Regions from separate parts of the Homo sapiens genome. Here regions 1 and 3 are each linked to region 2. The links are chromatin loops, found by intact Hi-C in ENCODE. Cell type or tissue: PC-3. All regions are shown on one strand. Region 1 has its middle 5.0 kb from the start of CDH8. Region 2 overlaps CDH8 (cadherin 8). Region 3 overlaps CDH8 (cadherin 8).

Region 1 (2,500 bases), 250 kb after region 2:
CTGCTAACATCTGAGAACACTGCTTTAGGCAATTTCTTTCTCTTGTGACATGTATAAAGATGAGAAGGAAAAAAATAAAATAGTGTATTGTGTTAATATTTACTGTTTTTGTCCCAGAATATTCTGTTTTAAGACAAAATACTATCTTAAAAAACAAGATTTGAAAAGAAGAATAAAAATGTAAGCACACTAAATTTATCGTCTGAGTACCTCACTAATGTTTAGTATGGGATTTGAAAAACTAAATTGATTTCTTTAGAAGTAGTTATGAATTCTTGACATAAAATCATCATTGAGCTTGCTATTCAGAGTTGTGATGCTCTACATTTCTTGGCTTGCTGGTTTTAGCTGTCCCTGAAATTAGGCCTGCATCTCTGAATATTGACTATAATTACTAATCTTGAGTTTGTCATTATACTTTCAGTAAATGGAGGTGTAAACACTTTCTGAAAACCACATCTGTGCTGAGAGCATTTTGGAGAAGGTTTTCAAAATGGCATTATCTTCCATCTTCCCAGGTACTAGAAAAGAGATAAGCTTCAATTCAGCTTCTGAACAGAAACTTGGTCGGACGGGCGGCGGGTGGGGTAGTAAATAGATTTAAGAGGACTGATACAAAGCTATCAAATAAGCCAGTCCAGGTTTTGTGGACTACACACTTAGCATATTAGTGTTTGGGTTTTTCTCTATCTTTTTTTTTCTTCTGTAGGAGAATAGCAACTAGATTAAGATTCTAGACCACTCTTGTTTAACTTAGGAGAAAAAAGGAGGAAAAAATTAAAAATAGTTCCCAATGTGTTCCAAGTAAAAAGAAGAAAGAAGAAAAAAGAGTAAGAATAAAAAAAGAAGAAAGAGGAGTAAAAAAGGTACCCCACTCCCTAAAATACTACTACTTTGGTATAACAGAGTGTATTTCATACTAAAATATAATAATTACATTTAATTAATTTTAAGTTTGGCTTAGAAGATTACCATTATTTGATATTTGCACACTTATACTAATGTGCCATTGCAGATATATAGGGGAATACAGATGTATGGAGGAGGGGAGGTGAAGGGAAAACAATTATCTTAATATGTGCAAAATGGAATTTATAGTTGTGATTAGTTATCAAGATGCTTATTAGAGAGAAGACCACATGTATATGCAGCGGACAAATGTTACAAGATATTGAAGGGAAATTAATTATTGAGAATGTGAACAGGCTTCTTTTATTAGTCAAAGCTGGATAATACTAAGGATTTTTGTTTGTTCTTTTGCTAAAGATGCTGCCATGTGGAAATCAGGGCACTGCTTTTAGGTTGCCGTCTCCCGCCTGCATAGGCAACTAGTCCTGTTAGAATGGATGCCGAAGCTTTTTTTCTTCTACCTCAAGTGCCCTCTAGCGTGCAATATCTGTGCATGTTGCTATGTACAAGGAGGAGGAAAGAAGAAAGAAAGAGAAATATTCTACCAATTGCTATCCTAATTCCTGAATTGCTCTGCTCTTCTTTTCTCCTTCCTCAAAGGGGTCATTTCCACCTAAGTGTTTAGCAAAACAAAAAAGGTGCTGTTGCTTTTGCATGAAAAACTAATCACTCATTCTCTAAACTGAGAAACAAATGCTAATCCTTTCTCAGGGGTTTCTTTTGAACATTCATCATAATTTTCCAGAAGTTTCATACACTCTAGTAATCAGGCAAATAAAAGAAGGTAAGTTGCTCCCTAGGAAGAAATTCTGTTTTGTTCCTCACTCCACCACGGACCAGCTATAAGGCTTTTGATGCAAAGTGATTAAACTTTCAATGGATTTTAAGTTTGTGTCTCCATAAGAGTGCATAATACTTCTTTCCATCCTCAGGGGGGTGGTGTGAGGTCTAACTGAGGTTTATAAAACAATTTCAGTTCCTTAGATACAATTCGATACACATTTGAACTTGACTTTCATCTTGCAACTACTAACGGGGTTTCAAATTCTCTTTGGTAGTCCATAGGGAAACTGTGATCAGGATCTGTATTTTCATAAACATGTCGTTAAAACAGCTGTATTGTAAATAGTGGATTTACTTAAGAGATTTGGAATGGTAGAAAATGGAAAAGGATATTTGCAGAAGAAAAATACACTTGTTTTTGCAAACATGTCTGTGTATGGATAAATATAGTTAAATAGTAAGGCAAAATTTCTGCAAGACATACATTTGGGCATATCTTCCTAAATTTTAAAACAAACTAACAATAACAGAAGGTATTTTTACTCACCCAGATGCCACCCGCTAAACTCTTAGTCTCTGAGAAAGGAGATACCTGTAAACAAATTTATGTATTGGCATCTGTTCAGATGGTAAGATATCTAGACACCTGTTATATAACTTGGAGATTACTATTATAGTGATGTGATTATTATGCAGCATTGTGTTTTATTAATATCCTCATAGCTACAATACTTTGAAGGGCAAGAAAGGAGAAAGGCAAGCTAACATGACATATTTCATTACTTTCTTCTCATGCAGTATCTCTTTA
Region 2 (2,500 bases):
TGAGAAATCATTTGAAAAAATATATTATGAAATGAAATAATAACTGCCCATTTAGTAATGACTTCACTACAAATAAAAACTAAGACACTGACTTTTACCTGTACACTAGGCATTTACAAATCACTCCCATCCCCAATCCCCAGGATAATTGAAGAAATTCAGAGAGAATTTAAGAACTGAGAGACAGGTAAGTTAACATTGCTCTCAACAAAATCCTGAACATGAGGATGTGTTTATTGCAAAGTGTTTCAATGTATTGTATTATGGAAAGAAGACCAAAAGCCATTTTCCTGGGGAATAATGATGGCTGATTCAACCAATGATATTCCAAGTTTAACTGTAAAATAACTAAACAGACATGTGTTTTGCTTCAGATATCATGTGTACTCTGACTCTTAAAAAAGCTAAAAAATGTCCAGAGGATTAATTATCACTTTCTGCATTATATTCATAAATAACTTTGCAGGCATTTCTGGTTCTAGTAATTTTATTATCTCACTGCTGATATTTCACACATCCATGCGTCAACCAATTTCCCAGAGGCCACAGTAAACAAGAATCAGTCTGATCACTGATACTCATGAATCCCAAATCAGAAACACATTCCATGGCTATTTGGTTGCTGTCCAGTAATTGCCTAGAATTTCTAGCCCCAAAGAAGCATGGGGAGCAAAAACGGGGTATTTGGAAGTTGGCATTTAAAAAATGTTGTTGTTTGTGAATCCTTTATTCAAATATGCATCATGCAGAACTCAAATTTAGAGCAAATTATATCTCTATTACTTATGTATTGCTGTTTCTAGGATAATTAGTAAATTCACTGAGCTTCAATTTATTTGCTGGTGAAATAGGAATTATTTATATCCCAGGAACAGTTGTGAAGACTAAAAACAAAGCTTAAATCAATCTCTGGCACTAAGTATGTACTAAAAATAGGCTCATCATCATCATCGTCATCTTCATCTCCCATTAAATGATATATTAATAAACTTCCCTATTTAGAAAGTAGTGAAGAATGCTCTTCCTTGGGAATTTATAAATGGCAGAAAACTTTAAAAAAATGTGTGTTATTTAACTCCCATAACTCTAACAAAGGCAGAGATATTTTTCTCATTTTTTAAAGTTCCAGATCATGACAGACTTTATGGGGTGAGTCATAGGAATTTATAAAATAGTCTATAAATACAGCCCTTTAGTGAGATCAGAGGTAGGAATGTCATAATATTACCAGATTACACAATAGAAGGAACTTGATGGGAAAGAAATGACTTAGTTTAAAATTCACTTTAAAGTCTACCTCAACTATTTTGGAAAACTCCTGCTGCTTCTGTAGAAATTTCACACATTTTATTGCCTAGTAGACTTTATGATAACAGCTCCCAAGAATGACTAAACAGCACAAAAATTCTGACTCAACGTTTTGGTCAACAAGCATGCATGAAACACCAAATTTGTACCAAGCACAGTGCTAGATTCCTTTTCCTTCTCCCACCCTTCTTTTCTTGGTTTCTTATATAATGAATAACAGAAAAATAAAACTCTTAGGAACTAGGACATTTTAGGTAACACAACTGTTAAACAGCGGAACCAGAATGAATACTCGCTTCTGAGTCATTGTGAAGTTCATGCATAAACCAAACACATAAAGGGCTTATCTTATTCATGCATAAAATGGGGATAGTAATAGTCCCTGGCTAACAAGATTGCTGTGAAGATCACATGAGATGATAGGTGTGCCACACTTTACCAACATGTGTGTGCTGACCGCTGTGTATAACACAGTGTGAAGGGCCCTCATATCATTTGTATCATGGTGACATCCTTGAATGCCTACACATGTACTCAATTTTCTGAACCCCAAACTGGGACACAACATTCTATGATTTGAATGTTTGTGTGATTCCCAAAATACATATGTTGATATCCTAACTCCCAAGGTGATCGTATTAGAAGGTGGGGCTTTCAGGAGGTGATTAGGATGTGAAGCCCTCACAAATGAAATTAGTTCCCTTATAAAAAAGACCCCAGGGATCTAGCAAGCCCCCTTCCTCCATTGTGAGGACACAGTGAGAAGTTGATTGTCTGCAACCCAGAAGAGGGCCCTTACCAGAATCCGATCACACTGGCATGCTAATCTTGGACTTCCCAACTTTCAGAATTTCGATTAATTCATTTCTTTTTTTTTTAACTTTATTTGAAGTTCAGAGTTACATGTGCAGGATGTGCAGGTTTATTACATAGGTAAATGTGTGTCATGGGGATTCATTGTACAGATTATTTCATCACCCAGGTCTTAAGCCTAGTATCCATTAGTTATTTTTTCTGATCCTCTCCCTCCTCCCTCCCTCTACCCTCTAGCAGGCCCCAGTGTTCCCCTTTATGTGTCCATATGTCTCATCATTTAGTTCCCTCTTATAAGTGAGTATATGTGGTATTTGGATTTATGTTCCTGAATTAGTTTGCTAATGATAATGGCCTCCAGCTCCATCCATGTCCCTGC
Region 3 (2,500 bases), 110 kb after region 2:
TCCAGCTTCAGCCATGTACATAGTTTGATTTTTAATGTGAAATTTGAGCTGTCTTTGAAATATCCAGATGATAATGTTCATAAAGCAACTGACAATGTGGATTAACAGCTTAAGCAGACCAATGGGGCAAGGCATATGATTTTACGGCCAGCCACATTAAACAAGTGGCTGAAGATACAGGGGTGACCATGAAAGACAATGGAGGGAAGGAGAGAGAAAAGGAAACGGCAAGGGGATAAAGAGAAGAAGAAACAGGAGGAGAAAATGAAGGAGGAGAACTAATGGAGAAGGGTGAGAAAGAGGAAGAGGGATAGGAAAAGGTATTATGGGGAAGAAAAAAGAACTCTGAGGAACAAAATCACCTTAAGGAGTACGCGACAAAATAAGAGAAAGTCATTCAAACATAAAACAGATCAAGTCAAGGAGAACAACTAGGATATTCTCTTTCTCAGAAATGCCTGAGAATAACTTACTTGCAAATTAAGTCATTTATTCTACAAAAGATTTTTCTTTATTTGAAATTTAAATTCCAACTAATTTCCATCAGGAATGTTATAAAGACACACACACACACACACACACACACACACACACACGAGTATCTCACTGGATTGCTAAATTAAAATATCAGGACCACATTTGGGAGGTAAGGCATTCTGTACTATACCTGACAATGGTCACCCAATTTAGCCTTGAAAACCATAATCAATACTTGGCCTTTATTTGTGTCTAAAGTGAAGATGTTATTGAAGACACTATATGTCTGTATACTTCCTCTGGTGTTCATATCTTTATTTATTTGCAATTTTCTTGAGCAACTTAATTTTATAAAACTTGAGAACAGGGTTCTTGATCATATTTCTTTTTTTTATTTTTTCTCGCAGTTCCTTTAATGTTAAGTTTGGGGGCTTTAAATAATGAATATACATGTCTGTATTTACCAAATTCTGGCTTCCAATTTATCTCTACCTGTGTTTATTTGTCTCACCTTGTTCACCTGCTTCAAAGCTATGTGACTTTACTACATAGCATGCACCCTTATAGGCTGTCTTAAATGCAACTTGAAACAAACTTGGATATGTACTACACATTTTAAAAAATGGCTTTTGTAATCTTATACTTTGAACTTTAGATTCTGCCTACTACTTTTATCATACAAGGAAGAGCTCTAAAATCCTTCCTTTTATTATAGAATGTCTGGGTTGAGGGGTTTCTTATCATCATGGCAGGGGTTTAGGGATAGATAAGCAGATTCCAAAGAGGGAGAAACAAGAATAAAATCATGTTTGAAATACAGACTGCTCTGTAATATGTGATGGAGTCTTCAATGACTCAGAAAAATTGAGAGTGGGTCAATGGTACTAGCAGTCACTCCTAAAAAATGTTGTTAAGATGGACACAAATACAGAGGCCCTTGGTAATGTCGATTGCCTAATCCACCCTAGACATGAACCACTAGAGCAACCTAATATCTGGCTGACTACAGACCTAGATGACTTTCTGTTTCTCTGTGTGCTGCATCTGCATGTGAATATACACAAACAAATAATTAAACATCAAGCAAATATCAACAGGATTAGCTTGGCATGTTAGAACAAATCTTGATAAATCTGCCTCAGTAACAATACTCAAACTACAAGTCTATGAGAGGAATACAAATTCAGCTTATTGAAGTATTGTCATGTAAGGAAAGATATTTTAATAAAATTGCTCTTCCATCAGTTCCTGTTACTAAGGGACTAAAGCTACTGAGCTGTGGAACTTAGGCCAAAAAGGGGGATTTGGAAATGCAAATTAGAGATAAGGTGGTAATAAATGTCTTTCATTCAGCAATACACCATCCTTGATGCCAGGAGCTATTCTAAAGATGACTTTTAATAGATCTGTGAAATTGGAAGCATACATACCCAAAATGGACATTTCTGGCACAGTAGCATGATAGGGTCCATTAAGAAACTCTGGTGCATTGTCATTGATGTCTTGAACTTTAATAATAAATTCAGAAGGAGGCTCCAGAGGTTTGCTTGTCTCCCAGTCCACTGCTTGAGCTGTTAGGGTATACTCAGCCTTTTCCTCCCGGTCAAGTCTTTTTATAGCATGGATATCTCCAGTTACATCATTTATTTGAAATATGGTCCCAGCTCCATCACCTGATAGGATATACTTGATTTTTTTGCTCCCAGGATCCAGGTCTGTGTGTAGCTGAAATGAAAAATGGCATTAGTTAGTGATGGAGCAATCTGAAAAGTTATTTTTTTAACTACCTCCTTTTTGAATATTAAGTTGGTTCTTTTTACATAACATCATCAATTTCTGCTAATAGTAGCTGTACAAAGTGTATGCAGCTGTGCGGATATCAATTAAGAATAAAATATAATGAAATTCATCTAAATAAGTTAGAACAGTCCTTAAAAAGTACTCTGGCCTGTTTAGTATAAAACAACATGCTTTTAGAATGATAAAAAGGTCAAGGAGAAAAATACAAAAATATATGTGTTAT

Evidence for each region. Peaks named below come from ENCODE experiments on the same cell type or tissue, not always from the same donor. Only the 100,000 strongest peaks of a DNase experiment are listed, where the experiment ranks them.
Region 1: it touches region 2 in a loop (2.4-fold over the local background); 2 of 110 quality-filtered maps call a loop at or near these places.
Region 3: a loop joins it to region 2, with 6 times the contacts of the local background. A loop is called at or near these places in 2 of 110 quality-filtered maps.

Annotation. Positions count from the first base shown.
Region 1 is chr16:62,040,229-62,042,728 of GRCh38, forward strand. No RefSeq gene overlaps it. Among named protein-coding and RNA genes, the nearest start is that of CDH8, 5.0 kb to the left of the region's middle. In PC-3, a CTCF peak has its summit at 1,384 (motif pointing left); no DNase peak of the experiment used is centred here.
Region 2 is chr16:61,791,070-61,793,569 of GRCh38, forward strand. The region is part of intron 7 of CDH8 (cadherin 8); the gene reads right to left. Among named protein-coding and RNA genes, the nearest start is that of CDH8-AS1, 130 kb to the right of the region's middle. In PC-3, no CTCF peak of the experiment used is centred here; a DNase peak (open chromatin) is centred at 1,412; H3K4me3 peaks cover 862 bases; H3K27ac peaks cover 2,374 bases.
Region 3 is chr16:61,899,272-61,901,771 of GRCh38, forward strand. CDH8 (cadherin 8) reads right to left here. Exons shown (of 12, transcript NM_001796.5): 3 at 1,908-2,202. Among named protein-coding and RNA genes, the nearest start is that of CDH8-AS1, 18 kb to the right of the region's middle. In PC-3, no CTCF peak of the experiment used is centred here; a DNase peak (open chromatin) is centred at 1,410.